Linked DNA regions of Homo sapiens: region 2 is linked to region 1. Evidence: read pairs that join two places in POLR2A ChIA-PET (ENCODE). Cell type or tissue: PC-9. All regions are shown on one strand. Each heading gives the region's core, and the rest is flanking DNA. Links, peaks and the distances in the headings are about the cores only.

What was found. ChIA-PET counts read pairs that join two places held together with the same protein. Peaks named below come from ENCODE experiments on the same cell type or tissue, not always from the same donor. Only the 100,000 strongest peaks of a DNase experiment are listed, where the experiment ranks them.
Region 2: POLR2A ChIA-PET joins it to region 1 with 10 read pairs; 2 of 35 experiments call an interaction of 5 or more read pairs at or near these places.

What each region holds. Positions count from the first base shown.
Region 1 is chr4:147,681,654-147,698,244 of GRCh38, forward strand. PRMT9 (protein arginine methyltransferase 9) reads right to left here and starts at 2,510. Exons shown (of 12, transcript NM_138364.4): 1 at 2,146-2,510. The coding sequence starts at 2,334. In PC-9, for the core only: a CTCF peak has its summit at 11,040; no DNase peak of the experiment used is centred there.
Region 2 is chr4:148,527,715-148,544,305 of GRCh38, forward strand. It overlaps LOC107986195 (a long non-coding RNA gene), which reads left to right and starts at 8,807. Exons shown (of 4, transcript XR_001741441.2): 1 at 8,807-12,346. In PC-9, for the core only: no CTCF peak of the experiment used is centred there; no DNase peak of the experiment used is centred there.

The DNA of each region.
Region 1 (16,591 bases), core at 7,210-12,209:
GCGAACACCTATAATCCCTGCTACTCAGGAGGCTGAGGCAGGAGAATTGCTTGAACCCAGGAGGTGGAGGTTGCAGTGAACCGAGATCGCACCACTGCATTCCAGCCTGCGTGATACAGTGAGACTCTATAAAAAAAAAAAAAACCCCGCACAGATTATATGAAATGGATCAGAGGGTCTACAGATAAGTGGCTTGGTGTGGCCGGAGTTTGGGTATGGGGAATAGAGTAGCAGGCAATGAGCATTTTACAGGGGGCCCATACAAACAAACACAGACTTTGTTCGGCAGGAAACAGACTAGTTGCTTACCCTACTGAATGTCAGGCATTGCACTACAAATTTTAAATATACTTTTTTATTTTTTCTTTTTGAGATGGAGTCATACACTGTCGCCCAGGCTGGAGTGCAATGGCACAATCTGGACTTACTGCAACCTCCGCCTCCCGAGTTCAAGCAATTCTTCTGCGTCAGCCTCCTGAGTAGCTGGGACTACAGGCACATGCCACCACGCCCAGCTAATTTTTTATTTTTATTTTTTTTTCTGAGACAGAGTTTCGCTCTTGTTGCCCAGGCTGGAGCGCAATGGCGTGATCTCGGCTCACCACAACCTCTGCCTCCCAGGTTCAAGCAATTCTCCTGCCTCAGCCTCTCGAGTAGCTGTGATTACAGGCATGCACCACCACGCCCAGCTAATTTTGTACTTTTAGTAGAGACGGGGTTTCTCCATGTTGAGGCTGGTCTCGAACTACTGACCTCAGGTGATCCACCCGTCTCTGCCTCCCAAAGTGCTGGGATTACAGGCGTGAGCCACCGCGCCCGGCCTAATTTTTTAATTTTTAGTAGAGACAGGTTTTCACCATATTGGCCAGGCTGGTCTCAAACTCCTGACCTTGTGATCCACCCGCCTCCGCCTCCCAAAGTGCTGGGATTACAGGCCTGAGCCAGCACACCCAGTCTAAATATACTTTTAATACCCAGTAAACATTTTTAAGAGAGGCTGCGTCCCTGTTTCACAGAAGAGGAAACTAAGAAACAAGTAACTGAGGAAAGATCACTTGAGTTGATCCATTTTTCTATTGCTGCCTACCAAGAGAAGCAAACTGTATCTCAACATATCATCTCCTCCTCAAGTAGGACAGCTGGTCCTGAAATTTACACTAAGTTTACATGAACTACAAACATCTAGACGCTACTGACATTTAGTGGGTAGAGATCAAGGATGCTGCCAAACATACTGCAATGCACAGGACACCTCCCCTCCCCCATAACAAAGAATTATCCCATTCAAAATGTCAATAGTGCTGAGGTTGACAAACCCTCAGTCTAAATGAAGCAAAGTAATTGCAATTTTAAGTTAAATCATTTTTCGTAATTTAGATTCTAAAAGTACTTCAAAAAAGAACAGCATTTCAACAGAGTAATTGTTGCAAATAATCCAATAATTGAAGTTTAAAGAACGCATCATTAAATGATAATCACTTTAGGCTAATTACACACTTTATTCAACTAGAGGCCCACTATATTCCTACTACACACAATATAACAAATCCAAAAGCCCTCAAGCCAGGGCATGCTTAAATTAGATATAAGGAGAAGAGGATCACGTGAGACCTCATTTCCAATTCGAGGGCCTTTAAAATTTTAAACGAGATGAAAGTTTTGAAACTGAGAAATGACAACATTTGACTTTTGTTGCAAAAAGCTAGCTATGTTGACACAGACTGCAGGAGAGAGCTCAGTTGAGAGCCGACTGCAACAGCCGGCAGATGACTGAAGCTCGAACCAGGGTAGTAAAGGGGAAGATGGTGAGAACTGGTAAGATTCTGGACATATTTCGAAGGTGAAGACGGCAGGATTTTCCTCTGGGCTGGTCGTAGGTGTGAATAAACGAAAGATGTCAAGGTTGAACAGTAAACATTAATAGCAAACACCCAACCAAGCACCCTAGCCCCTCCGCCTTTTTTCTTTTCTTTTTTTTTACGAGGACGTTGGATCGGCCAGCAAGTGAGAAAAAAGGGCCCTAAATATTAACAGCAACCACCCACCCAGGCACCCTAGCCCCTCCGCTTTTTTTTTTTTCTGTTTTTTTTTTTTTTTTTACGAGGACGTTGGATCTGCCAGCAAGTGAGAAAAAAGGACCCTCACCTTCACGTCGTGTTTCAGCTCCGGCGCCAGGCTGAGCACGAGGAGGTAGTGGGCATAGGCAGTGCCGAAGTCCTGGACGCCCAGACAGTGCTCTGCGCTCTGCAAGGACCGCGACACCAGCTCGTCCCGGCCGGCTGCCCCAGCGCCACCCCCGGCGTCTCGGCGGGACCTGGGCCGCGAGTTCGACATGGCAGTCACCACTTGTATGGCCAAAGGGAAGATATTTTGTAAACGTAATTAGAAAACTCTCTCGATGCTACACTTCCAGGGACCAGACAACTGCTCAAAAAACAGCACAGCAAAGTTACCCTCCGCCGCGGGTGAACTCGCCAACCCCAGCCCAGGCGGAAGCTCCGCCCCGTCCTGGCCCCGCGGGCGGCGCAGACCGTGACGCATACCCCACTATTGCGCACCTGGCCAGCGGCGCACGCTACGCGAACGTCAGCGCGCCCGACGTGGGCACGTCACTGCTGCCCATTCCCGCAGGAGCGACCACTGTGCGTGAGCATAGGAGAACGTCTGTGGCAGGACCTGTCCGGTCTTGCGCCCTTTTTTTTTCCCGGCTGAAAGCAGAGCTTTCTCTCCCTCTTGCACTCCGGGAGTGTGTGGCTTTCGACTGCAAGACCCTGTTGTACAGACCCAGGCAGCGCGAAGCGCCACCCGCTCATGAGGGACGGTCAAGCATTTGTGATGATGCTTAAGACATTTTGGATCGTGATGCACAAAATTTCAAGACCTGAAAGAACCTGGAGATAACAAAAGCATCTCAGACGTGGTAGAGGAAATGCTTTCACAGGCATTTCAAATCATTCTCACAAAACCTGGCTAGGTGGACCTTTGGATCACACTCGTCTTAATGATGGCAAACGTGGTATCTTGAGAAGTGACTTGCTGGAGGTCACACAACCAGCTAGTGGCATAGGCATGGTTCAAATCCAAGTTCTCTGACCACCTATCTGTTCAGTTATAAGATGAGCTTAGGGGTTATTTCACTGTTCGTGTCTTATCACTGTATAGTGTTTACATTAATACAAAGTTTTTCCACATTCAAGTGTGGCCTCTAAGATACAGATTCGAAACTCAAAGGGAGGGGAGCATAGTTATTACGGCTGAAAAGTTATTTTTGTCCCCATTTTCAAATTCATTAATGGATAATATCTTAAATCGAGCATTTTGCATATCACACTAATACATTTTGAGGGCTCCTCTAATTCTCAAAAACACGTCATGCATTTTTGCCTTCTCTTCTGATCCAATTATCTGAACTACCCTTTTTTCTGAGCACTCGCCTGTGTAAATCCTAATCCGTTTTTCAGGTTCCAGCTCACTACATTGTGAGCTATTCTTAATCACTTTTGTGACCTTTGCACCTAGCGGATTATGATGCAAAGTAAGGACTTTGATTTTTTCTTCTTTCTTTTCTTTCTTTTCTTTTTTTTCTTTTTTTTTTTTTTTTTTTTTTTTTTTTTTTTGAGACAGAGCCTCACTCTGTCGCCAGGCTGGAGTGCAGTGGTGCGATCTCGGCTCACTGCAACCTCTACCTCCCAAGTTCAAGCGATTCTCCTGCCTCAGCCTTCCGAGTAGCTGGGATTACAGGCATGCACCACCACGCCCGGGTAATTTTGTCTTTTTAGTAGAGACAGGGTTTCTCCATGTTGGTCAGGCTGGTCTCAAGCTCCTGACCTCAGGTGATCCGCCCGCCTCAGCCCCCCAAAGTGCTGGGATTACAGGCATGAGCCACTGCACCAGGCCAATTATTTGCATTTTTTCGTGGTTTATCTATAACTTCAAGATTTTCTGTACATAGAATAGGTCATTTGAAAAAATGGAATGACACAAATAACATGGAACATCTGGTCACCTTAAGAAACTGGAATTGGCAACAGCCTTTCATGCTAAAAACTCTCAATAAATTAGGTATTGATGGGATGTATCTCAAAATAATAAGAGCTATTTATGACAGACCCACAGCCAATATCATACTGAATGGGCAAAAACTGGAAGCATTCCCTTTGAAAACTGGCACAAGACAGGGATGCCCTCTCTCACCACTCCTATTCAACATAGTGTTGGAAGTTCTGGCCAGGGCAAACAGGCAGGAGAAAGAAATAAAGGGTATTCAATTAGGAAAAGAGGAAGTCAAATTGTCCCTGTTTGCAGATGACATGATTGTATATTTAGAAAACCCCATCATCTCAGCCCAAAATCTCCTTAAGCTGATAAGCAACTTCAGCAAAGTGTCAGGATACAAAATCAATGTGCAAAAATCACAGGCATTTCTATACACCAATAACAGACAGAGAGCCAAATCATGAGTGAATTCCCATTCACAATTGCTTCAAAAAGAATAAAATACCTAGGAATCCAACTTACAAGGGACGTGAAGGACCTCTTCAAGGAGAATTACAAACCACTGCTCAATGAAATAAGAGAGGACACAAACAAATGGAAGAACATTCCATGCTCATGGATAGGAAGAATCAATATCGTGAAAATGGCCACACCGCCCAAGGTAATTTACAGATTCAGTGCCATCCCCATCAAGCTAACAATAACTTTCTTCACAGAATTTGAAAAAACTACTTTAAAGTTCATATAGAACCAAAAAAGAGCCCGCATTGTCACGACAATCCTAAGCCAAAAGAACAAAGCTGGAGGCATCATGCTACCTGACTTCAAACTATACTATAAGGCTATAGTAACCAAAACAGCAAGGTACTGGTACCAAAACAGAGATATAGACCAATGGTACAGAACAGAGCCATTAGAAACAATACCACACATCTACAACCATCTGATCTTTCACAAACCTGACAAAAACAAGAAATGGGGAAAGGATTCCCTATTTAATAAATGGTGCTGGGCAAACTGGCTAGCCATATGTAGAAAGCTGAAACTAGATCCCTTCCTTACACCTTATACAAAAATTAATTGAAGATGGATTAAAGACTTAAATGTTAGACCTAAAACCATAAAAACGCTAAAAGAAATCCTAGGCAATACCATTCAGGACATAGGCATGGGCAAGGACATCATGACTAAAACACCAAAAGCAATGGCAACAAAAGCCAAAATTGACAAATGGGATCTAATTAAACTAAAGAGCTTCTGCATAGCAAAAGAAACTACCATCAGAGTGAACAGGCAACCTACAGAATGGGAGAAAATTTTTGCAATCTACCCATCTGACAAAGGGCTAATATCCAGAATCTACAAAGAACTTAAACAAATTTACAAGAAAAAATCAAACAACCCCATCAAAAATTGGGCGAAGGCTATGAACAGACACTTCTCAAAAGAAGACATTTGTGCAGCCAACAGACACAGGAAAAAATGCTCATTGTCACTGGCCATCAGAGAAATGCAAATCATAACCACAATGAGATACCATCTCACACCAGTTAGAATGGCGATCATTAAAAAGTCAGGAAACAACAGGTGCTGGAGAGGATGTGGAGAAATAGGAACAATTTTACACTGTTGGTGGGACTGTAAACTAGTTCAACCATTGTGGAAGACAGTGTGGTGATTCCTCAAGGATCTAGAACTAGAAATACCATTTGACCCAGCCATCCCATTACTGGGTATACACCTAAAGGATTATAAATCATGCTGCTATAGACACATGCACTCGTATGTTTATTGCGGCACTATTCACAATAGCAAAGACTTGGAACCAACCCAAATGCCCATCAGTGATAGATTGGATTAAGAAAATGTGGCACATGGCCGGGCACGGTGGCTCACGCCTATAATCCCAGCACTTTGGGAGGCCAAGGCAGTCGGATCACGAGGTCAGGAGATCGAGACCATCCTGGCTAACACGGTGAAACCCCGTCTCTACTAAAAGTATAAAAAATTAGCCAGGCATGGTGGCAGGCACCTGTAGTCCCAGCTACTTGGGAGGCTGAGGCAGGAGAATGGTGTGAACCCGGGAGGTGGAGCTTGCAGTGAGCCGAGATCATGCCACTGCACTCCAGCCTGGGTGACAGAGCGAGACTCGTCTCAAAAAAAAAAAAAAAAGAAAAAATGTGGCACATATACACCATGGAATACTATGCAGCCATAAAAAAGGATGAGCTCATGTCCTTTGTAGGGACATGGATGAAGCTGGAAACCATCATTCTGAGCAAACTATTGCAAGGATAGAAAACCAAACACCACATGTTCTCACTCATAGGTGGGAATTGAACAATGAGAACACTTGGACACAGGAAGGGGAACATCACACACCTGGGCCTGTCGTGGGGTGGGAGGAACGGGGGAGGGATAGCATTAGGAGATAAACCTAACGTAAGTGGCGAGTTCATGGGTGCAGCACACCAACATGGCACATATATACATATGTAACAAACCTGCACGTTGTGCACATGTACCCTAGAACTTAAAGTATAATTAAAAAATAAAAAAACAGAGCAAACCAGAAACAGAAGGAAAAAAAAGAAACTGGAATTGGCTGGGTGCGGTGACTCATGCCTGTAATCCCAGAGCTTTGAGAGGCTAAGGCTGGAGAATCACTTCAGGCCAGGAGTTCAAGACCAGCCTGAGCAGCATAGCAAGATTCCACTTCTACAAAAAATTTAAAATAAAAAAGTTAGCTGGATGTGGTGACACACATCAGTGGTCCTAGCTACTCAGGAGTCTGAAATGGGAGGATCTCCCAGGAGTTCGAAGCTTCAGTAAGCTATGATTGCACCACTGCACTCTAGGAACAGAGCAAGACCGTGTCTCAAATAAGTAGATAAACTGGAATAGTAAATATATTTTGATTACTATTTTTTGTTCCTTTATTACCTCAGTACTGGTTGAGGCTGAGTTACTTAAGATTCTTCATCTTTATGAAGATTAACTGAATTTATTGTAATTACCTTTCATGCCTTTTGGAAGAGCCCTATATTCAGAGAACCCAGAAGTACAATGAAAAACAAAGGCAGAATGTAGGTTATACTTTTTTATTCTTTTTTTTTTTTCGAGACAGAGTCTTGCTCTATTGCCCAGGCTGGAGTGCAGTGGCACGATCTTGGCTCACTGCAAGCTCTGCCTCCCGGTTCACGCCATTCTGCTGCCTCAGCCTCCGGAATAGCTGGGACTACAGACGCCCGCCACCATGCCTGGCTAATTTTTTTTGTATTTTTAGTAGAGATGGGGTTTCACCGTGTTAGCCAAGGTGGTCTCGATCTCCTGACCTTGTGATCCACCCGCCTCGGCCTCCCAAAGTGCTGGGATTACAGGCATGAGCCATCGTGCCTGGCCTACTTTTTTATTCTAAATCAAAGATTTCTTTAGAGACATTGAAAGCATCACTTTTTTGTTGACAATAGCCGTTTTGCCCCTCACAACTATTATCTTTACCTCTGAGAGTCTATTTGGTTCCTTCCTTTGCATTTCCTTTTTACCCTCTTTTAGGATTCTAAGAAAAACCTCAATGATATAGAAGACCACTGCTGACTGGGAGGCAGGTCCAAATGTGGTTGTGTTTCATCGTATTCTGGGCACCTTGTCAGCAAACCACACATGCCAAACACAGAAGTAAAACCAGCTGAAGGGCTCTTAGTCAAATTTCCAATGTGCAAAAGTTTAAGGTTAACAGGTGGGAAAAATGCTCGTAGAAAGTGTATTAAAAAGGAGCCGGGAGCAGTGGCTCATGCCTTAATCCCAGCACTTTGGGAGGCCAAGGTGGTCAGATGACTTGAGGTCAGGAGTTCAAGACCAGCCTGGGCAACATGGTGAAAACCTTGTCTCTACTAAAAATACAAAAATTAGCTGGGCGTGGTGGCGTGAGCCTGTAGTCCCAGATATTCGGGAGGCTGGGGTGGGAGGATAGTTTGAGCCTGGGAGATGGAGATGGAGGTGGCAGTGAGCCCCAATCATGCCACTGCACTCCAGCCTGGGTGACAGAGCCAGACTCGGTCTCTAAATAAATTAATTAATAAAAAAGAAAAATATAGCATATTAACAAGGGACAAACAGCTTGTTGGACACAAACTATCCTGTGTTTATAAATGTGGAAGTTCTTTTTTTTTTTTTTTTTTTTTTTTTTGAGATGGAGTCTCACTCTGTCACCCAGGCTGGAGTGCAGTGGCGCTATCTTGGCTCACTGTGTACTCCACCTCCCATGTTCAAACAATTCTCTGCCTCAGCCTCCTGAGTAGCTGGGATTACAGGCGCCCACCACCATGGCCTGCTAATTTTTTTTTTTTTTTTTGGTATTTTTAGGGGTTTCACCATCTTGGCCAGGCTGATCTTGAACTCCTGACCTCATGATCCACTCGCCTTGATCTCCCAAAGTGGTGGGATTTCAGGCATGAGGCACTGCGCCCAGCCTGGTTCATTCTTTTTTTCTTTTTCTTTTTCTTTTTTCTTTTTAGAGACAAGGTATCTATCACTCTGCTGCCCAGGATGGAGTGCAGTGGCACGATTATAGCTCACTGCAGCCTCAAACTCTTAGATCAAGTGATCCTTCTACCTCAGCCTCCTGAGTAGCTGGGACTACAGGTCCACACCACCACACACAACTAATTTTTTAATTTATTGTACAGATAGAGTCTTAGCATGCAGCCCAGGCTGCCCTCGAACTCCTAGCCTCAAGCAATCCTCCCACCTCAGCCTGCAAAAGTCCTAGGACTGCAGGTGTGAGCCACTGTGCCCTGTGAGGTTTATACATTTTTCTGTGATCTGGTTTGTTTTATTTTTGGTTTGGAGCCCTGTTCGCAACCCTTTGTGCATTTTAGGATTATTTAGGGAGCTTTTAAACAGTATCAGTGCCTAGACCTCATCCCCAGAGATGCTAATTTAGCTAGCCTGGAACAGGGCTGGGCATGAGTATTTTTGCTATGGTTATCTATAGATTTAAAGATGTGTGGTGGCTCATACCTGTAATCTCAGCACTTTGGGAGGCTGAGGCAAGTGGATCACCTGAGGTCAGAAGTTGGAGACCAGCCTGGTTCAACAAGGCAAAACCCCGTCTCTACTAAAAATACAAAAATTAGCCGGGCATGGTAGCACGCACCTGTAGTCCCAGCTACTTGTGAGGCTGAGGCACAATAATCACTTGAACCTGGGAGGTGGAGGTTGTAGTGAGCCAAGATCGCACCACTGCAAAAGAAGTCATTAAATATCTGATTAACCTGAAATGGAGGCGCTAAGGAGAACTAGAGAAAGGAAGAATTGAAAAATGTGACAAAAACAAAGACTACAGGACTTAAAACAACTACATGATAGGAGTAGCAGGGACATAAGAAAAAGAGACAGAGTGAGACTCTGTCTCAAAAAAAAAAAATTAAAGATACTCTCTTTAAGAGATATGTTATAAGACATAAGGCCAATGTAGGGAGTGAAAATATAATTTTTATGACCTGTTAGAATTGTGAGGATTCTCTCAATTGAATTATTTTGAATTTAAGTAATTATTATACGATGAGGAATAGAATGTTCATCTTACTGAATTACCTGTTGAAGAGAAAATTTTATAATTGGATCAACAAAATACTATGGCTACAGACCAACTGTTGGGATTGAAATTTACTTTGATACATTCTCACTGCTAAGTATTTCCAGCTTATTCAATATATTTAACTAAAATTAGGATACTTTGTTGTTTTATAACAGCCCTTTTCTAATTATTCCATATGCAATTTCAAAATCTAGAAGTCAATTTAAATATAAAATTGTAATAATGGCCAGACTAATGCTGGGTTTGGAATCTGAGTGTTCTCAGTGTACAAGGTCCTATAATAATATGACAGCAGAGTTCAGAGATGATATGAGGGAAAATCCACTTGAGCGCTACTCTGTACCAGGTCCATTCTCACTCTGCTATAAAGAACTACCTGAGACTGGGTAATTGACGAAGAGAAGAGATTTAATTGACACACAGTTCCACAGGCTTAACTGGAAGCATGACTGTGAGGCCTTAGGAAACTTATAACCATGGCAGAAAATGAAGGGGAAACAAGTACCTTCTTTACGTGGAGGCAGAAGAGAGAACGAAGGGGGAAGTGCCGCACACTTTTAAACCATCAAATCTCATGAGAACGAGAATAGCAAGGGGGTAATCTGCCCCCATGATCCAATCACCTCCCACTAGGCTCCTCCCCTGACATGTGGGGATTACAATTCAACATGAGATTTGGGTGGGGAGACAGAGCCAAACCAGATCACCTGGTTTAGGCAAAGCATCCTTTTTAAAATTTCTCATTGTCCCCTGATCATAATGCTGTCTCAGCACTTAACCTATTATGTCCAAATGGTCTGTTTGTCCTCCTGACTAGAAAGTGAGTTCCTAGGCCTCAAGGAAGTATGTCTTATTCATTTTTCATCACTAGCATTCAAAATAATAACTAGAACAAAAGAAATCATTAAATATCTGATTAACCTGAAATGGAGGCGCTAAGGAGAACTAGAGAAAGAGGAAGAATTGAAAGATGTGACAAAAACAAAGACTACAGGACTTAAAACAACTACATGATAGGAGTAGCAGGGACATAAGAAAAAGGGAGAATTAGGCCGGGCGCAGTGGCTCACGCCTGTAATCCCAGCACCTTGGGAGGCTGAAGCAGGTGGATCACCTGAGGTCAGGAGTTCGACAGCAGCCTGACCAACATGGTGAGACCCTGTCTCTATTAAAAACACAAAAATTAGCCAGGCGTGGTTGCGGGTGCCTATAATCCCAGCTACTTGGGAGACTGAGGCAGGAAAATCGCTTGAACCCCGGGAGGCGGAGGTTGCAGTGAGCCAAGATTGTGTCATTGCATTCCAGCCTGGGTAACAACACTGAAACTCTGTCTCAAAAAAAAAAAAAAAGAAAAAGGGAAAAATTGAAGATGATGCCAGTACTTTTGGCATAAGCAACCAGGTGGTGCCATTAACCAGGATATGAAGTGTAGAGAAGGGAGATGAACAGATTTGAAGAGAAAAATGATTAGTTATGTCAACCAAAATTAAGGCTGTTGAGAGAGAAATAATTTGATAAAGGTTTACTGAAAGCCAAATACGAAGATTGACCCAGGAAGACACATCAACAAAGTTGGGAGTGTTCCAGAGTCTGTTACAAGTTGGAAAGCTTTTATAAGACAGTGTAGGAGAAGGTAGGGGGACTTCTCATACCGGAGTTGTGTTTTTTCATTGATGGGTGTAACACAGAGGTTATAATCATTGGCCACAGACTGCAACATATAGGCTAAAATGTCTGCGTGCAATACAATCAGTAAAACTTTATGATTCTGGCCAGGCACGGTGGCTCATACCTGTAATCCTAGCACTTTGGGTGGCTGAGGCGGATGGATTGCCTGAGCTCAGGAGTTCGAGACCAGCCTGGGAAACATGGCAAAACCCCGTCTTTACTGAAAATACAAAAAATCAACGGGGCACGGTGGGGCGTGCCTGTAATCCCAACTACTGGGGACACTGAGGCACGAGAATCGCTTGAACCTGGGAGGCGGAGTTTGCAGTGAGTGGAGATCATGCCACTTCACTCCAGCCTGGGCAACAGAACGAGACTCTGTCTCAAAAAAAAAAAAAAAAACTTTATGATTGAAAAATAAATTGGCATTCTTTTTAGTGTTAGTAGGTTATACATTAATCAGTAGGTCAACAATTTGAGGAAGTCATAAGATTCTTTATTCAGGGACAGATGTCACCATGAATCACAAGACCTTAAAGAAAACTAACAAATGTGACCCATAGCTTATCAGTTAAATGGCTGTGTTTGAGGTATCTGGACATCAAGTGAAGATGTCCAGTGGGCAGGTAAGAAAGTATGTTTAGACCTCACTGGAAATATCTGGTCTAGATATAAGTATTTGGATGGGTTTTGTTTGTTTGTTTGTTTTTAGAGATGGAATCTTGCTGTGTTGCCCAGGCTTGGTGCAATCATGGCAAACTGCAGCTTCAACCTCGCAGGCTCAAGTAATCCTCCTACCTCAGTCTCCAGAGTAGCCGAGACTACAGGAACACGCCATCACACCTGTCTAATTTTTGTGGTTTTTGTAGAGATGTGGTCTCTCCACGTTGAATGGGCCAGTCTGGAACCTCTGGGCTCCAGTGATCCTCTTGCCTTAACCTCCCAAAGTGCTGGGATTACAGGCATGAGCCACTGCACCCAGCTGGAAGTTTTAACTAAGTTGGTAGGTTGAAGTTGTAGCAATGATTATAATTCTCCTGGAAAAGTGTGTAGAAGGAGGAAATATGCATCACAAAATGCAGAATGAGGAAAGAGTGGCAAAGCCTCCTCTGAAATTGCTAATAGAAGAAAGTAAGATATTGGATAAAATGAATAAGATTTTATAGAAATGAACAATCTTAAGAAATGGCTTATAAATGAGTTGCCAGTAGGACCAGGGTCTCTCATAAATCTAGTTAGAGCAATAGCATATAGAATAAATAAATATAAAAAATGTGAATAATTACATTTTTCTCAATATAGTAGTTCTCCTTATCCATGAAGGATACATTCCATGACCCTCAGGTGATGCCTGAAACCACGAATAATAACAAACTCTATATAGACTATGTTTTTTCTTATACATACATTCCTATGATAAAGTTTAATTAGGCACGGTAAAAGATGAAAATTAGGCTGGGCGCAGTGGCTCCTGCCTGTAATCCTAGCACTTTGGGAGGCTTAGGCAGGTAGATCATTTGAGGTAAGGAGTTCAAGACCAGCCTGGCCAACATGGTGAAACCCTGTCTCTACTAAAAACGCAAAAATTAGCTGGGCATGGTGGTGCGCGCCTGTAATCCCAGCTACTCAGGAGACTGAGGCAGGAGAATTGCTTGAGCCTGGAAGACAGAGGTTGTGGTGAACCAAGATCGCACCACTGCACTCCAGTCTGGGCAATGGAGTGAGACCCTGTCTCAAAAAAAAAAAGAGATGAAAATTAATAATAAAATAGAATAGTTATAATAGGGCGGACCCGGTGGCTGACACCTGTAATCCCAGCTCTTTAGGAGGTCGAGGCAGATGGATCATCTGAGGTCAGGAGTTCAAGACCAGCCTGATCAACATGGTGAAACCCCATCTGTACTAAAAATATAAAATTAGCCGGGCATGGTGGTGCATGCCTGTAATTCCAGTTACTTGGGAGCCTGAAACAGAAGAATAGCTTGAACCCGGGAGGCGGAGGTTGCAGTGAGCTAAGATTGCGTCATTGCACTCCAGGCTGGGCAACAAGAGCAAAACTGTGTCTCAAAAGAAATTAATATTATTATTATAATAATATACTATAATAAATGTTATGTGAATATGGCCTCTCTTTCTCTCTCTCTCTAAATATCTTATTGCACTATATCATGGGTAACCGAAACCACAGAAAGGGGGGATCTACTGTATATTATAATTCATCTTTACGATAAGGATTTTTTAATGACTTGATAAAAGTAAAAGTTGAAAAGTTAGAATTTTGTGGTTTTTCTCCAGGACAGTCTGTGTTTTGATTCTAATAAAAAGTGCTAGTTATCTATATAAAAATATAATTTAATATATTGATATTTGTTGAATGCATTCTGTATAGTAGGCAATGTTTTAAGTAATTTAATGTTTTACCAGCCAGTATCTTTCCCTCTTTTTCTGGGAACTGTTTACATTAGTCAGCTTTTATTAGATTATACTACATAACAAACAACTCTGAAAATTCAGTGCTGTCTTAGTCAATTGGTAAAAAATAGCTGAGACTGGATAACTTATAAATAATAGAAATTTCTTTCTTACAGTTCTGGAGGCTGATAAGTTGAAGATCAGACCGATGGCAGCTTTGGTGTCTGGTAAGGGCCCAGGCTCTGCTACCAAGATGGCACCTTCGATGCTATATCCTGTAGAAGTGATAAACTCTGTGTCTTCACATGGCAGAAAGGATGGAAAAGGCCAAAAATGGCCTGGGTTGTTTCCACCGGCATTTTTTTTTTTTTTTTTTTGAGACAGAGTCTCGCTCTGTTGCCCAGGCTGAAGTGCAACGGCACGATCTCTGCTCACTGAAAGCTCCACCTCGCGGATTCCAGCGAATCTCTTCAGTCTCCCAAGTAGCTGGAATTACTGGCGCCCCCCCCACCATGCCCAGCTAATTTTTGTATTTTTAGTAGAGACGGGGTTTCACCATGTTGGCCAGGCTGGTCTCGAACTCCTGACTTCAGGTGATCCGCCTGCCTTGGCCTCCCAACATGCTGGATTACAGGAATAAGCCACCGCACCTGTCCACCACCAGCCCTTTTAAAGCATCACTAATCATATTTACAAGTGCAGAAGTCCTCATGACTTAATCGATCTCCTAAAGGCCTCAACTTTGAATACTATAACACAGGTGAGTAAATTTTAACATGAATTTTGGACACATTTAGACCATAATAAGTACCTTAGAAAAGAAAGGACTATTTCTTGCTTATATTACATGTAGACTACAAATTGCCTACAATGCTGCTCAGATTTTGAGAAGGCTATGACTCTGCACCATGTATTCTCTCATCCTGGATTGCAGATTGAAAAAGCAGTTCCTATGTGAAACCTGCTCATTCTCATGGCAGAGAGGGAAAGCCATGGAACTGCTAAAAAATCATGATGCTTCTTAAAGTTTCTGCAAAACTGTATGTATGTCATGTCCTCTCTAGATCGGGTGCAGTGGCTCACACCTGTAATCTCAGCACTTCGGGAGGCCAAGACAGGCAGATCACAAGGTCGGGAGATCGAGACCATCCTGGCTAACACGGTGAAACCCCATCTCTACTAAAAATACAAAAAATTAGCCAGGTGTAGTGGCACGCACCTGTAATCCCAGCTACTCAGGAGGCTGAGGCAGGAGAAATGCTTGAATCAGGGAGGCAGAGGTTACAGTGAGAGGAGATCGCGCCACTGCACTCCAGCCTGGACAACAGAGCAAGACTCCATCTCAATAAATAAATAAATAAATAAAATAAAAATGTCCTCTCACACTCTATTGGTGAAAGCATATTATTGTGGTTAAGTCCAACCCCAAAGGGAAAGGGATATCCACTCTTCCTGCAAGGAAGAGGGCACTTCAGTTTGCATATTCATGGAAAGAACAGAGTGAATACTAGAGGACGATATTACAATTTACTACACTGTTCCTCTGTCAGCTTAAGCTCTGTTCTATCTCCCACTCCTCAGATCAGTAGTAGCATGAAAATAACAGCCCAAATTCCTGGTACCAGAGATGGAAATATGCACATCATGTACAAATTATCTGTTCTGACCTGTTTGGTGGCTCCCTGGAATACTGATTGAAAGGCTTGTCTTTATTTCACCTAACTTCTAACTAGCCTAGGGCTAAAGCTTCTTGCCACAGGGCATTTGCTGAAAATATTTAGTCTAACGTCTAAATATTTTCCTAAGATGTCTAAATAGGTTCCTGCTGCCTGTGGTGATAGACAATAGCTAGGTCAATCAATAGACTAATCAAAATGCTTAGGAGGGAAGGCTGGAGAATGAGATGGTCTATAAGGGTTTTCAAAAGTTCTGACAGATTCCTGAGAATCAAGAAGGTCAAATGCATGCTTAGGGCTATGCAAATACCCCGGGAAAGCTGAAAAAGACCCTAAACTTACCCCTCCTCCTGACCATGAGGCTCTAAAAAAGTAGCATGTGAAGGCTAAGGCAGAGTTGTAAAATGCCTGGTGAGTCTTGAAAGCATGTCACAACGAATACACAGAGCCCCACTGCAAAGACTGGAAGATTTTTTGGTTCTAGGTGTTTAAGAAAATCTCTGTTCTCTCATTAGCTGACCAGTAAGCTAATGTAACAGAGACTTCAGGATCCACATGTAACAAAGAACAGACTATAAAATTAGTTCAGAAAATTCACTAAACAAACTATAACTACAATACTAGCACAACAACACACCCTAGGGAAGGGGGAGGAGCTGATTTCTAGAATTGCCATATTATAATATTTAAAATGTCCAGTTTTCAACAAGAAATTATAAGGCATGCCAAGAAATAAAAAAAAATATGGTCTATAAACAGGAAAAATAAATTTATAGAAACTATGCCTGAGAAAGCCTAGACATTTGGGCTTTTTTAGGCAGACTTTAAACAGGCTATTTTAAATATGATCAATAGCTAAGCCATGTCTTAAGAACTAAAGTAAATATACGAATCATGTCTTGTCAAATTGAGAATATCAATGAAGAGATAAAAATATAAAACTGTCACGTCACAGTGATTTTTAAAAACAGGCTGGGCTGGGCGCGGTGGCTCACACCTGTAATCCCAGCACTTTGGGAGGACAAGGCGGAAGGATCACGAGGTCAGGAGATCGAGACCATCCTGGCTAACACGGTGAAACCCCATCTCTACTAAAAATACAAAAACAAAATTAGCCAGGTGTGGTGGTGGGCACCTGAAGTCCCAGCTACTAGGGAGGCTGAGGCGGGAGAATGGTGTGAACCTGGGAGACGGAGCTTGCAGTGAGCCAAGATCTTGCCACTGCATTCCAGCCTGG
Region 2 (16,591 bases), core at 7,049-12,048, 850 kb after region 1:
TGTTTCTATTGTTGATAAAGTAAGTGACCTCTGTATGCATGACACTTAATTATTTGGATTACAGTTACTCATAAAAGTAGATTAGTGTTCAAGTTTATGTTTTTTTAACTTTAAAACTCTATTAGGGTAAAGGCCAAGTTAAAATTATATCTAACATGCTAAAATAAATCTGGATGCATGAAACCCATGCCAAATTTTGTTGACCTGCATGATAAAATTTTACTCACTGTTTCAGTGGATGCATTTTAAATGGCTTTATAAGAAACCAGTGTTAAAATGGATAGTATGGAGATACACTGAGTTATGCAAAGTGAAGTAAAATATATAAGGAATTATTTTCAAATTATTTTTTTAAAGCCGCTCCACAAATAATGAGGTTGTTTCCAGGCTGAGAACCTGTATGACAAGTTTCAGTTCAAAGAAACTATTGAAGGTTTCTTAATGGTGCCTGGAGGGGTAGACAGTGTAGTAGGTTAAAGTATGCAATATTTTTAATCTTTGGTTTCAAATTTTATTCCATTTTTAAAAAAGAAAGAAAAATATTAGAGTTTTCCAGAGAAACAGAACCAATAGGATATATAGAGAGATACATAAGAGGGGGTTTATTATAGAAATTGGCTCACAGGATTATGGAGGCCAGAGGTCCCATAATTGACTGTCTGCAAGCTGGAGAACCTGGAAAGCTGGTGGTATAATTCAGTCTGAGTCTGAAGGTCTGAGAACCAGGTGAGCCAATGGTGTAAGTCTTGGAGTCTGAAGGCTAAATAACTTGGAGTTCTCATGTCGGAGGGCAGGAGAAAATGGACATCCCAGCTCCAGAAGAGAGAGTGAATTTGCCATTTCTCTACCTTCTGCTTCTATCTGGCTCTCCTCAAAAGACTGGATCATGCTCACCCATATTGGTGAGGGCAATCTTCTTCACTTGGTCTACTGACTCAAAGTCTCATTTATTCTGGAAACATCCTCACAGATACACACATAAACAATGTTTTACCAGCTATCTAGTTATCCCTTAACCCAGTAAAGTTGGCACAGAAAAAAAGATAAAGAAAGAAAGAGAGAGAAAGAGAGAGGCAGAGAGAGAGAGAAAACAGAAGGAAAGAAGGAAGGAAATTTGGAAAGAAAAGATAATAAATGAAAGGAGAATAAAAGACAAGAAAAAGAAAAGGAAGAACGAAGGGAAAATAAATTAGTTGTGTATTGTTGCAAGAAAACTTTGGCGTGGTAGAACATAATAACTAGAGTTTTAGTACTTAATCCTCCATTAACTATGTGACCTTGTGTACGTAATCACACATCTCCTGGCTTTTTCTCATCAGATGAGGGGTTTGAACCAGAATATTTTTAGAGTCCCTTCCAACTCTACAGTGTTACAACATTGACGATGTAACTCATATGGCCCAAGACTGTTGATTTGTGTTGTTCAGAAAATGCCAAAAAATAGTACAGTTATATGCCACATAGTAACATTTCAGTCAACTATGGATGGCATATATAACAGTGGTCCCATAAGATTACAATGGAGTGGTAAATTTCTATTGCCTAGTGATGTCATAGCTGTCATAATGTCATCATGCAACACCTTACTCGTGTGTAGTGATACTGGTGTAAACAAACCTACCATGCTGTCAGTCATATAAAAGTCTAGCACATACAATTATGTACAGTAGATAATTCTTGATAATAATAAACAACCATAGTACTGGTTTATGTATTTACTATGCTTTTTATTGTTATTTTAGAGTATCCTCATTCTACTTATATATAAAAAAGTTAACTGTAAGACAGCTTCAGGGAGACCCTTCAGGAGACATTCCAGAAGAAGGCATTGTTATCATAGGAGATGACAGCTCCATGCGTGCTATTGCCCCCATAGACCTTACAGTGGGACAAGTTGTGCAGGTGGAAGACAGTGATATTCATGATCCTGACCCTGTACAGGCTAGACATGTGTGTGTTTATATCTTAGTTTTTTAACAAAAAGTTTAAAAAGTGAAATGAAAAATTAATAGAAAAAAGTCTATAGAATAAGGATAAAAAGAAAGAAAATATTTTTGTATAGCTGTACAATGTGTTTGTGTTTGTTGTTGTTGTTGTTGTTGTTGTTTGAGATGGAATTTCGCTCTGTTGCCCAGGCTGGAGTGTAGTGGTGTGGTCTTGGCTGACTGCAACCTCCACCTCCCGGGTTCAATCGATTCTCCTGCCTCAGCTTCCCGAGTAGCAGGGATTACAGGTGCCTGCCACCATGCCCAGCTAATCTTTTGTATTTTAGTAGAGATGGGGTTTCACCATGTTGGTCAGGCTGGTCTTGAACTCCTGACCTCATGATCTGCCCGCCTTGGCCTCCCAAAGTGCTGGGATTACAAGCATGAGCCACTGTGCCCGGCCCAATGTGTTTGTATTTTAAGCCAAGTGTTTTTATGAGAGTTAAAAGTTAAAAAATTAGTTTATAAAGTAGAAGAGTTGCAGTAAGCTAAAGTTAATTTTATTGTTGAAGAAAGAACATTAAAAAATAATTTTACTGTAGCCTAAGTGTACAGGGTTTATAAAGTCTACAGTGGTGTAATGTCTTAGGCCTTCACATTCACTCACTGACTCACCCAGGGCAACTTCCAGTCATGCAAGCTCCATTCATAATAAGTGACCTATACAGGCATACCATTTAAAAATCTTTCATCCTGTATTTTTTTCTTTCTCTTTTTTTAAGAAATAGGTTTGGAGGTTTTTTTGTCCTTCAACTTTTAAGTTTGGGGTACATGTGCAGGATGTGCAGGTTTGTTACATAAGTAAATGTGTGCCATGGTGGTTTGCTGCACAGATCATCCTATCACCTAGGTATTAAGCCCAGCATCCATTAGCTGTTCTTCCTGATGCTCTTCCTCCCCACAACCCCTCCTCTGAAAGGTCCCACTGTGTGTTGTTTGCCCGCATATGTCTATGTGTTTTTGTCATTTAGCTCCCACTTATAAGTGAGAACATGTGGTGTTTGGTTTTCTGTTCCTGTGTTAGTTTGCTGAGGATAATGACTTCCAGTCCATGCATGTCCCTGGAAAGAACACGATCTCATTCCTTTTTATGGCTGCATAGTATTCCATGGTGTATATGTATCACATTTTCTTTATCCAGTCAATCATTGACAGGCATTTAGGTTGATTCCATGTCTTTGCTATCGTGAATAGTGCTGTAATGAACATATTCATGCAATGAAAATAGCATGTATCTTTATAATAGAATGATTTATAATCCTTTGGGTATATAACCAGTAATGGGATTGCTGGGTCAAGTGGTATTTCTGCCTCTAGGTCTTTGAGAAATCACACTGTTTTCCACAATGGTTGAACTAATTCACACTCCCACCAGCAGTGTAAAAGCATTCCTTTTTCTCCACAACCTCACCAGCATCTGTTGTTGACTTTTTAATAGTAGCCATTCTGACTGACGTGAGATGGTATCTCAATGTGGTTTTGATTTGCATTTCTCTAATGATCAGTGATGTTGAGCTTTTTTTCATATGTTTGTTGGTTGTGTGTATATCTTCTTTTAAGAAGTGTCTGTTCATGTCCTTTGCTCACATTTTAATGGGGTTGTTTGTTTTTTTCTTGTTTGTTTAAGTTCCTTGTAGATTCTGGATATTAGACCTTTGTCAGATGGATAGACTGCAAAAATTTTCTCCCATTCTGTAGGTTGTCTGTTCACTCTGGTGATAGTTTCATTTGCTGTGCAGAAGCTCTTTAGTTTAGTTAGAGTCAATCTGTCAATTTTTGCTTTTGTTGCAACTGTTTTTCGCATTTTCATCATGAAATCTTGCTTGTGCTTATGTCCTGAATGGCATTGCCTAGATTTTCTAATACAGTTTCTATAGTTTTGAGTTTTACATTTAAGTCTTTAATCCATCTTGAGTTAATTTTTGTATAAGGCATAAGGAAGGGGTGCAGCTTCAATTTTCTGCATTTGGTGAGCCAGCTCTCCCAGCACCATTTATTAAATGGGGAGTCCTTTTCCCATTGCTTGTTTTTGTCAGGTTTGTCAAAGATCAGATGGTTGTCGGCATGTGGTCTTATTTCGGAGTTCTCTATTCTATTCCATTGGTCTATGTGTCTGTTTTTGTGCCAGTACCATGCTGTTTTGGTTACTGCAGCCCTGTGGTATAGTTTGAAGTCAGGTGGCATGATGCCTCCAGCCTTTTGCTTAAGATTGTCTTAGCTATTGCGGCTTCTATTTGGTTCCATATGAATTTTAAAATACTTTTTCTAATTCTTTGAAGAATGTCAACAGTAATTTAATGGGAATAGCATTGAATCTATAAATTACTTTGGGCAGTATGGCCATTTTCACGATATTGATTCTTCCTGTCTATGAGCATGGGATGTTTCTCCATTTGTTTGTGTCCTCTCTGATTTCTTTGAGCAGCAGTTTGTAGTTCTCCTTGAACTTACCTTGTCCTTCACTTACCTTGTTAACTGTATTCCTAGGTATTTTATTCTGTTTGTAGCAATTGTGAATGGGAGTTCGTTCATGATTTGGCTCTCTGCTTGCCTGTTGTTGGTGATAGGAATGCTAACAATTTTTGCACATCGATTTTATATCCTGAGAATTTGCTGAAGTTGCTTATCAGCTTAAGAAGCTTTTGAGCTGAGACAATGGGATTTTCTAGATATAGGATCATGTCATCTGCAAACAAAGATAGTTTGACTTCGTCTCTTCCTATTTGAATATGCTTTATTTCTTTCTCCTGGCTGATTGCCCTGGCCAGAACTTCCAGTACTATGTTGAAGAGGAGTGGTGAGAGAGGGTATCCTTGTCTTGTGCTGGTTTTCAAGGGATATGCTTCATGCTTTTTCCCATTCAGTACAGTATTGGCTGTGGGTTTGTCATATATGGCTCTTATTATTTTGAGGTATGTTCCTTCAATATCCAGTTCATTGAGTTTTTAACATGAAGTGATGTTGAATTTTATTGAAGGCCTTTTGTGCATCTATTGAGATAATCACGTGGTTTTTGCCTTTAGTTCTGTTTATGTGATGAATCACATTTATTGTTTTGCATATGTTGAACCAACCTTGCATCTCAGGGATGAAGCCAACTTGATCGTGGTGGTTAAGCTTTTTGATGTGCTGCTGGATTTGGTTTGCCTACTGGCAATAAAGTACTTTCATTGAGGATTTTTGCGTTGATGTTCATCATCAATCAAAGATATTGGCCTGAAGTTTTCTTTTTTGTTGTATCTCTGCCAAGTTTTGGTATCAGGATGATTCTGTCCTCATAGAATGAGTTAGGGAGGAGTCCCTCCTTTTCAAGTTCTTAAAATAGTTTCAGTGGAAATTGTACCAGCTTTTCTTTGTACCTCTGGTAGAATTCAGCTGTGAGTCCATCTGGTCCTGGGCTTTTTTTTTGGTTGGTATGCTGTTTATTACTGCCTCAATTTTAGAACTCATTACTGGTCTATTCAGGGATTCAATTTCTTCCTGGTTCAGTCTTGGGAGGTTGTATGTGTCCAGGAATTTATCCATTTCTTCTAGATTTTCTAGTTTATGTGCATAGAGGAATTTATAGTATTATCTGATGTTTGTTTGTATTTCTGTGGGGTCAGTGGTGATATCTCCCTTATCATTTTTGATTGTGTTTATTTGACTCTTCTCTCTTTCTTCTTTGTTAGTCAAGCTAGCAGTCTATCTATTTTATTAATTTTTTCAAACAACCAGCTCCCAGATTTGTTGATTTTTTTGAAGACTTTTTAACTTCTCTATCTCTTTAAGTTCAGCTCTGATCTTCGTTATTTCTTGTCTTCTTCCAGTTTTGAGGTTTATTTGCTCTTGGTTCTCTAGTTCTTTTAGTTAAGATGTTAGCTCGTTAACTTGAGATCTTTCTAGCTTTTTGACGTGGGCATTTGGTACTATACATTGCCCTCTTAACACCGCTTTAGCTGCATCATAGGGATTCTGGTAAGTTGTCTCTTTGTTCTCATTAGTTTCAAAGAACTTCTTGATTTCTGCCTTAATTTCATTATTTACCCAATATGAAATACTTTCATTATTTATTTGGTGAAATAAATTTACTCTAATATAAAGTATTTCATTATTTATTTGGTGCATATATATTTAGGATAGTTAGCTCTTCTTATTGAATTGAATCCTTTACCTTTATGTAATGCCCTTCTTTGTCTTTTTTGGTCTTTGTTGGTTTAAAGTCTGTTTTGTCAGAAACTAGGATTGTGACCTCTGCTTTTTTTTTGCTTTCCATTTGCTTGGTAAATTTTCCTCCATCCCTTTATTTTGAGCCTATGTGTGTCTTTGCACATGAGATAGGTCTCTTGAAGACAGCATACCAACGGGTCTTGTCTCTTCATCCAGCTTGCCATTCTGTGTCTTTTAGTTAGAGGATTTAGCCCATTTACATTTAAGGTTTGTATTGTTATGTGTGAAGTTGGCCCTGTCATCATGATGCCAGCTGGTTATTTTGCAGACTTGTTTATGTGGTTGCTTCACAGTGTCACTGGTCTGTGTACTTCAGTGTGTTTCTGTAGTGGCTGGTAATGGGTTTTCCTTTCCATATTTAATGCTTCATTCAGGAGCTCTTGCAAGGCAGGCCTGGTGGTAATGATTTCCCTAAGCATTTGCTTGTTTAAAAAGGATCTTATTCCTCCTTCACTTATGAAGCTTAGTTTGGCCAGATATGAAATTCTGGGTTGAAAATTATTGCCTTTAAGAATGTTGAATATTGGCTCCCAATCTCTTCTGGCTTGCAGCGTTTCCACGGAGAGGTCTGCTGTTAGTCTGATGGATTTCCCTTTGTAGGTGACCTGGCCTTTCTCTCTTTGTGCCCTTAACATTTTTTCTTTCATTTCAGCCTTGGAGAATCTGATGATTATGTGTCTTGGGGCTGATCTTCTCATGGAGTATCTTACTGGGCTTCTCTGCATTTCCTGAATCTGAATGTTTGCCTGTCTTGCTAGGTTGGAGAAGTTCTCCTGGATGATATCCCAAAGTATATTTTCCGACTTGTTTCCATTCTCCCTGTCTCTTTCAGGTACTCCAATCAGTCATAGGTTCAGTCTTTTTACATAATCCCATATTTCTCAGAGGTTTTGTTCATTCTTTTTAATTCTTTTTCTCTATTCTTGTCTGCCTGTCTTATTTCAGAAAGATAGTCTTCAGTCTCTGAGATTCATTCCTCCACTTAGTCTATTCTGCAATTGATACTTGTGATTGCATTGTGAAGTTCTCATGTTGTGTTTTTCAGCTCCATCAGGTCGGTTGTGTTCCTCTCTAAACTGGATAGTCTGTCTGTCAGCTCCTGTATTGTTTTATCATGATTCTTAGCTTCTTTGCATTGGGTTACAACATGCTCCTTTAGCTCAGTGAAGTTCAATATTACCCATCTTCTGAAGCCTACTCCTGTCAATTCAGCCATCTCAGCATTAGCTCAGTTCTGTGCCCTTGCTGGAGAGGTGTTATAGTCCTTTGGAGGAGAAGAGGCACTCTGGCTTTTTGAGTTTTCAGCATTTTTGCATTGATTCTTTCTCATCTTTGTGGGCTTATCTACCTTTGGTCTTTGAGGTTGCTGCCCTTTGAATGAGGTTAGTGTGTGGTGTTTTTTGTTGATGTTGTTGTTTTCTGTTTGTTTGTTTTTCTTTTAATAGGCCACTCTACCATAGGGCTGCTGATGTTTGCTGGGGGTCTGCTTTGGTTGCCTTGGTTTTTCCATACCTGGAGGTATCTCCAGTGAAAGCCGTGAAATGGCAAAGATGGCAGCCAGCTCCTTCCACTGGAAGCTCCATCCCAGGAGGGTACTGACCTGTTGCTAGCCTGAACACACCTGTAGGAGGTGGTTGGTGACCCCTTTTGGGAGGTCTCACCCAGTCAGGGGAAATGAGATCAGGGACCCTTTTAAAAAAGCAATCTGGCTGCCTTTTGGTATAGCAGGTGTGTTGCATTGGGGGTGGAAGTGGGACCCTTCCTCTTCCAGACTCTATTCTCCAAGCCAGCAGGCTAGAGAGGCTGAGTCAACTGAACTGCTGCAGAGATGGCGGCTTCCACCCCCCACTCCCCTCTGTGCCAGGAGCTCTGTCCCAGGAACAGATCAGAGCTCTATCCATAGAACCCTGGCTAGAGTGGCTAAAGCTTCTTCATGAAGGTCCCACCCAGTGAGGAGAAATGGATCGAGGTCCTTCTTAAAGAAGCAGTCTGGCCATGATCTGGCAAGGCAGCTGTGGTGTGTTGTGGGAGACCCTTCCGTCTTCAGACGATTTGTATTCTTCATAGCTGGCAGGCTGGAATGGCTGAGTTTACTGAACCCCAGAGATGTGGCTGACCCTTCCCACCCCCTCCTTTTCTTTTGAGACAAGGTCTCACTCTGTCACCCAGGCTGGAGTGCAGTGGCACAATCCGGGCCCACTGCAGCCTCGGCCTCCTGGGTTCAAACAATCCCCCCACTGCAGTCCCCCAAGTAGCTGGGACCGCAGGCATGTGCCACCACACCTGGCTAACTTTTGTACTATTTTGTAGAAATGGGGTTTCTCCATGTTGCTCAGGCCGGTCTTAAACTCATGGGCTCAAGCAGTCTGCCTACCTTGGCCTCCTAAAATGCTGGGATTACAGGCATGAGTCACTGCACCTGAGCTTCATACTGTATTTTTACTATACCTTTTCTATGTTTTGATACACAAATCCTTACAACTGTGTTACAGTTGCCTACAGTGTTCAGTACAGTCACATGCTTTACAGGTTTGTAGCCTAAAAGCAATAGGCTATCCCATGTAGCCTAGGTGTGTAGTAGGCTACGCCATCTAGGTTTGTGTAAGTATGCTCTGATGTTTTTAACAAGGATGAAGAATGTATCCTTATCTTTAATTGATACATGACTGCATTAGGAAAACCTCTCCTACTCATAATTTCATTTTATACTTTCATTCAGTTATAGGAAACTATTTTTAGCAAGACTAAGGTATGAAAAAAAGTTTTTACAATTGAAAACTTTCCACTATTCCAGCTAAGATGGAGCGGGGTTGCCTAGAATTACTAAATCTGTGCAGGGGAAGAGTCGTGAGGATTCACCTCACCTATTCCCTCTGCCACCCCTTCCCCAACAGCATGAGCTCTGGGAAGAAGACCTGCTCATCTCTGCTGCAGAGGACAAAGGCAAGACTCTTTTCTAGAGAAGGAATGTAAGGGGAAGCTAAAATGTATCCTGAGACACTGGACTGGTTAAAAGTCATTTGTTTTCTGAAATTAAGGTGTTGTCAACAACGATTTTTAAAATAAATAATTAGACTCTTTATATTGAAATAGTTTGATTATTCCTTTGAAGCACTAAGGTTATTCTGTAGTAACCTGAGAAATATCTTCATTGAAGAGATGGCTTGACCTGGTTTTTTGTGCCAATCTCCTTCCTTATACCAAAACAAAAAAAGATTTTCTTTTAAGATACTGCAAGTGTCCAAGACATAGAACTTTTTCCTGGAAGAAAGAGTCTTCTTTTAAAAATCTCTTTTTGGTGCAGGATTGGGCAATAATTTCACTGTCAGAACCTTTAAACTTATCGAAGTGCTACCTGAGATTCTGGAATTAGGGTGGTCTTTTATCTTTGGTGTTCCCAGAAATCACGTAATGACAGAGTGAGGGTAATAGGAGTTCACTGTGCTCGGTTTCCCAGGGTACACATTACTTCTTTGTTTCATGTAAACGTAGCTAAAATGATAGAGTATAATGACTCCTCTTAGAATTGTATTTTTCTTTTATTATAGAGATTGGTAAACACTTTAAGTGATACAAAGAGCCAGAAGAAAAGCAGTGCTTTTTTAAAAAATGTAAAGCCTTGTGGGACTTTAAATATCAGGTTGAAGGAAGACGGGGTTGTTGTTCAGATTGTAATGTCTGTGACCTTTGGGTGTTAGGCCTGGCTCACCTGAAACTGCTTGAATTGTTTATCCTTTTCACATCTTGATTGGTAAGGCTACAGTTTAAAACTTTCCCTTTTTTCACACAGAGACATTTCAACATCTCTTGACTACTTGGTACCACAGCTATTCAGTATGGGCGTTCCTTTGAGATCAGTAGAAACAGCCCAGTACCCACATTTTCTAACTACTTACTTCCTCATTAACATCTCCTACTTTACTGAAACTTCTGTCTTAAATGTTAAAGCCAATGGTCTTAAATGTTAAAGCCAATGATCTTAATCAGTACTCATTCCCCAAAACCGCTATTCGAATTGGGCATGGCTGACCAACTCTTCCCTCTTCAAACTCCCCTTTGACATGTCTGATGCCATCACTCTAGTTCTACCCCCTACTTTTCGCCTTTCATATTTTATTTTTGTTGCAAGTTTTTTCCACTTTCCTCCCTCTTTAACTTGGTGCTTTTCACTCTCCATGTTTTTCTGAAATATGAGCTCTTTCTTATGGCTTTATCTACTATTTCCAATCTGGTAACTGAAAAATCTAAATCTCTTGCTCTGATTTGATGTCAGAGTTGCACTCTAGAGTTTCCCAGTTGCTGCCTGTATGTTTATCACTTGTGTAATTAGTGCTAGGTGAAGTGTAAGTTGTGTTTCCCATGAGTGAGTTTTATTGTAAAGTTACTAGGAGCTTTTAGCTTCTAGTGGAGACAGACATTCACTTTGGAACAGATCTTTGCTTTCTTAAGTTATACAAATATAAGGCTGATATTTAATCTTGGGGTGGTTCTGAGTGATAGTGAAGTTATCTGTCACGGAGATGCCAAGTGTTCTGCTTCAGAAGATAAAAATGTTCTTTTGCATCTGTGTGGATACTGCAGATAAAATTTTATGACAATAAATTTGAAAATTCAGATGAAATAAACAACCACAATTTATGAAAACTGGTGCAAGAAAATAAAGTCTGAATAGAATAGTTATATTTAAGAAATTGAATCTCTCATTTAAAACCTCCTTGGAAAGAAACATCTAGGTCCACTGAATGCTCTAAATATTTAAGGAGGAAATATTACTAATAGCACTAATAGCCAATTACCAGCCCCTTATTTAAAAAAGGATCAACAGGCTAATCTTACTCATGAACATAAAGGCAAAATCCTAATACAATGTTAGTCACAAGAATCTCACAGTATGTTAAGCATACAAATCATATCACCATACAAAAAATAAATTCAAAATAGATTGTGGGCCTAAATGAGAAAGATGACCTGATAAACATCTAGAAAATAACATGCAGAATATTTTAATGACTAAGATATTCTTAAACAGGCAAAGATTTCTTAAATAGGACATAAAAAGCTCTAATCTTAAGCATATAGATTGATAAATTGGACTACATTAAATTTAGGACTTTTATTCACTAAAAGATAGCCTTAATAGAGTGAAAAAAATGTAAAGCTGTGGACTGTAACATAAAAATCATGAAGAATGGTGTAGAAAATATTTATGTTTCTATGACCCAATGTAAGAATAAATGTTTATATGATATATATTACATAGATAGTTACTGCCTGCTGTGTCTCTTGTTTACCATTCTCTAATCTAATTACTCGCCTTCTCTTTCTATCCCCTAGGGTTAAGCACTTTTCTCAATGTTGTGTTCATCTTTTCCCTGCAGGTTTTCATAGTTTTATAAGACATGTACTTCCAAATAATCTATAATAGTTTAGTAGTTGGGGTCCCAACAGGAAAGTGATGACACACTCAACTGGGTAAATGGAGAAGTGTTTATAAACATACTATTTGCAAAGGTGTGGTAAAGGTGTGGAAACACCAAAGGATAAGGTTAGACTCCAGAACTAGTGGCTTAGGAATTTCATCACCATCCCTATGTCTCAAGAGTAAGAAAAGGTACTTAAAGAAAGAATGTGGTGAGAAAAGCCTGCCTGGCAGGAGCTGGGACCTTTGGTCAGGATAAACATCAGTCTGCGAAACCTTGCAGGGAGGAAGTCAAAAGAATGGACTCTGATCTCATACTCTTGCCTTATAGTGCTCTGCATTGGCAGAACTCAGCTGAAATGCAGAAAGCAGGTGAGCCCAATGATGCAGAGGTCAGAGTTCAGCCTCACAGAGCGCAGAGTATAGAGGAAGAGGAGGAGTGCAGCCGACAGAGCTGCACGCCTCTGTCAAACATCCAGCATTAATGCTGTTTGCATGTTATGCCATCATATTAAATGTATCATGCACTCTTTCTATCCTTTGGCCACTTGCTTTCTCCCTAATTTTCCAGAACTTCTTCTGGACTTAGTATTTTTACTAATATACTTTTTTTTTCTTTTTTTCTTCCTAGGCAAATAATGATTCAAGATGCACATTTTGCTGTAGTCAATCTGGTCTTTGTTAAGGTTTTTAGTTGCAAACAACAGAATCCAACTTTACTATTTTAAACAGAGTAAGACATTTTTTAGATAGTGGGTACATCATAAAATCTCTGCCGCCACGTGTGATGGATTGTGCTTACATCCCAGTAATGTGGGAGGTGGAGGTAGGAGGATCTTTTGAGATAAGAAGTTCACGGCTGGGCTTGGTGGCTCACACCTGTAATCCCAGCACTTTGGGAGGCCAAGGGTGGGCGGATCACAAGGTCAGGAGTTCAAGAATATCTTGGGCAACATGGTGAAACCCTGTCGCTACTAAAAATACAAAAATTAGCCAGGCATGGTGGCGCACGCCTGTAGTCCCACCTACTCTGGAGGCTGAGGCAGTAGAATTGCTTGAACCTGGGCAGCGGAGGTTGCAGTGAGCCGAGATTGCGCCACTGCACTCCAGCCTGGGCTACAAGAGTGAAACTCCATCTCAAAAAAAGAAAAAAAAGAAGTTCACAACCAGCCTGTGCAACATAGGGAGACCCTGTCTCCAAAAAACAATCTAAAAAAAAAAAAATAGCCAGGTGTGGCACATGCCTGTAATCCAGGAGTTGAGGCTGCAGTCAGCTATGGTCACAACACTGCACTCCAGCCTGGTGACAGAATGAGACCCTATCTCTAAAAATTATGTTTAAAATAATAAAGTCTCTACAGTAACCACAGAATTAAACTTGCTTACTTACAGCTAGGAACAATCTTCAAATTCCAGTGTGGCACTACTGTACTAGACAGCTTGCTGCCAAATATAGAGGCTGAGAAGTTTTCAGAGGATACTAGAGCTCGGACTACTGTCACGGCAGCCTCTGGCACTGACTGTCCTTGCTGCCCTTGCTGGCATCAACTCAACACTGCACTTTCTCATTCACCTCATCTACTTCTGAACTCATGTCTCATGTCAGTGCATTGGAGAGTCCCAGGTCATGAGTTCCAAGAGAAGCTGGGAAAGCAATTTTTTAGCTTCTGCTTTGGGGAGGCAACAATTCTCCAACATAGGAAGGATTAGAAAGCTCCTGGACAGCCAAGGAAGTGTGACAAATGTCTATCCATCCCTGACAAGCCATCACTTTCAAGCTAATTCCTGCCACGCCCAACTACAAGGCCTTGAGCCTGGGTCCAACTGTGTACTTCTGATCCATTTTCTGAGAGTACTTGCTTTTGAGTGAAGCACCTGGACTTCTCGGAATACTTTTGTCTCTGGGTTTCTTCAGCACTAATTAGTGTTGCCATTCAATTAGCCATTGACTGGCTTTTAAATGATATTTGTGATTTTGCTAAACTAGTATAAGATAACATTTTATTATTGGCCCTTTCATATTTTCATTTTATTATTTGGTCTTATTGCTTCATAAAAGTTTTAGGGATCCTTGGCAAGGGGAGTGACTTTTCTTTTCACAGGAATTAGCATACTGCTGTGAACCTAGGAGGCATGAAATAAGCACTTAGTTTTTATTGTTCTATGGTTTGAGCCTTGAGGGATAGAAATTATACTTAGGTAATTTTTAACAAATATATGCATGTATAATCTGCTGTCCAGACCATGATGCAAAGCAATTTACACAATCCCAGTTCCTAGTTCTCCAGAAGTATATGTATTGCTTATAAATACATTTTAGAGTTTTCTCCCCCTCTCTTTCAACTTTGTCTTAGATTATACACAGGGTGAAGGCTGGCAATTATGTGGTATTTATAAAAATCTAAGGGGAAATAAAACTTGGATAATATAATATTTAACCTTTTTGAATCCAAATTTATAAAACCAGGAAGACCTTTTGTGGGAGAATTTATACTGAGCAAGAAATATGAAGTTGATTAGGTAGAATCTGTCAAAGAACTTTTGTGGTAGGAATCTATCAGTAGCTCTCTTTGGGATTCCTAAAATATAGTCTTGGGAATAACCAACTGACCAACAAATCTCCAAGATGCTTGATGCTTGATGTTCATTCCCAGAAAGTAGGCAAATGAACAACTGTGTTTACTACTCATCTTTTTTGGTGTCTTGCCTCTAGCTGATGTGGTGTGCTGATGAATATTGGTGTTTGAAAAGCACATGGAGAGAGCGAGCACGAGGCAGTGTGTCATGCCACAGACAAGCCTCCTAAAATCCATGCTGTGATCCTGTACCTGCACTCCTAGAATACATTTAGGGCACTCAGGAAAGATGCTAATGAAACATATTAAAAGCTTGGCAGAATAAACATGGGACCACAGGACTGTCATAAGTCTAGGTAGAGCAAAATCATATTCCAGCTTGCAGAAAGAAAGCAATGTAGCCAGTTATTTTGATTGGCAATAGAGAGCTGAAAGCAATCATGATTTTTGTTATGTAGGTCATGTGGAGATCCAAGAGATCCAGCAAGCAGGAGTGGGAATGGACTCAATCAGAAGTCCAGCATAAACTGAGGGTTTCCGGAGTGCTGACCTGTCTGTCAGCATTTGTTAAACACTTACTAGGTGCAAAACAGTGGTCTAGGTGATATTAAGGAAGAGATGCTATCCCTGCTCTGAAGTGGAAAAAGAAACATGCATACAACAAAGTTCCATTGTGGCAGTGACTGTGCATATTGCTATATTCCCAGCACCTAGAACAGTGCCTGGTGCTTCAATAAATAGCCAGTAAATATATGAACAAATTATTTCTTGAAAAGTTCTATTACATCCCCTTGTGAGTGATATTTAACTTTAAATAGGTAAGTCAGACAGTGAGGGCCTAAATTAGCTAGTGTGTGTATTTTCTTACTGAAGCACGTGGCTTTGAGACTGGGCAGGTGTAGAGAATGTATGACAATAGGATACTCATAAAGTTGTGTGCTAAGTAAAGGATGGCAAGCAAAAATAGTGAGCAGAAGAAAAACTATAAAGAGCTCACAAAGTGAAACTTCATATGATTCAGTGTAATTCCGGAATTCCAAGTGAAAATAGGCAGAACAGGTTTACTTGCATTAGTTAGAAGTATAGCTATTTATGAATAATGGTAATGGGTAGAGTATTATTTTAAATAGTGCAGTTACAAATAGCTGTGGGATCTGCAAATATGGCTACAGCTGCCAACCATAGAATACTCTTTATATGTGTATAGTGTGGAAAGAACAGTTGGTCAGGCAAAGGTTTTTTCAGCCACACCTGTTCACTCAGATAACAATCGCCACCAGTAGTGTTATCTCTCTATATAAAGATAAATGTATATTTTATGCGATCTATGTCTATAACTATACACACAACTTATAAATTAGGTGGAAGTTAGATCGGCTGATTTTGTTCTTTTGAAAGAAGAATACAATCCATTTTAGATACTGGGAAGAAACTGACAAATTTAACTTGCACAGAGGGATCTCTTAGTTGAGATGAATCTTTCTGAGTCATTAGCATGGTTTCATTTATGAGTACAATACCAGTAGAACCTTGTTATGAAATGACTCATTAATTGTATCAAGTCAGTTATCTCATGGGTCAAATCACATCTCCTGAAGTATAAGAACCACATATAATAAAGCCTGAAACAATGCATTTGGCCCATTAATCATTCACTCACTCAATAATTCATTCATTCACTCATTCAACAAATATATATCAAGAGCCTCCTAAACTGGAGGGATTATAGGCAATACAAAGATGAATAATTCATAATCTTTGTCTGTAATTATCCTATGAAAACTAGTTCTAACTTGTGAGATTGGTATCCTAGAAGAATCCTGTTGAATTTTTTGTGGCGATGTTAATTCTTTTATGAAATATTTTCATCCTAGGTTTTTTGAGAAACTTCTGTGGCATCCTTCTCAAAATAGTTTTTAGGACATCTAAAACATTTTATTAGCAAAAATAAAAGATCAGTAATAAGTATCAGTGTGCTATTTAGATTTTAAAAAACCTCATTATGTGCCTTCATTACAATTACCAAGTTTAAAGATGTGTAGCTTCAGGGTGAAAACTCATTAGAGCTGCTTGCTCTACTCAGAATTAATCCATGCTGTTAACTGTGATTGAAAATCAAGATACTTAATTGTTATGATTTAATATATGTCTGTTCACTCTAAAACATGCTTAAGTGTAGTATGTTTTTCTGAATAAAGTCACAGAAGAGGTAAAGTTTGCCTGCTGTGAGGTTCTCTTCATATATCAGAGATATTAAATGATTTCTTATTTAATTCTAGAAGGTGGTGACGTTAGTTACTTATTGTTGCATAACAAATCATCCCAAAACTTTGACTTAAAATAATAATCATTTAATTTGATGACAACTTTCTGGCTTAGTTGGGTGGCTCTTCTCTTCTGAG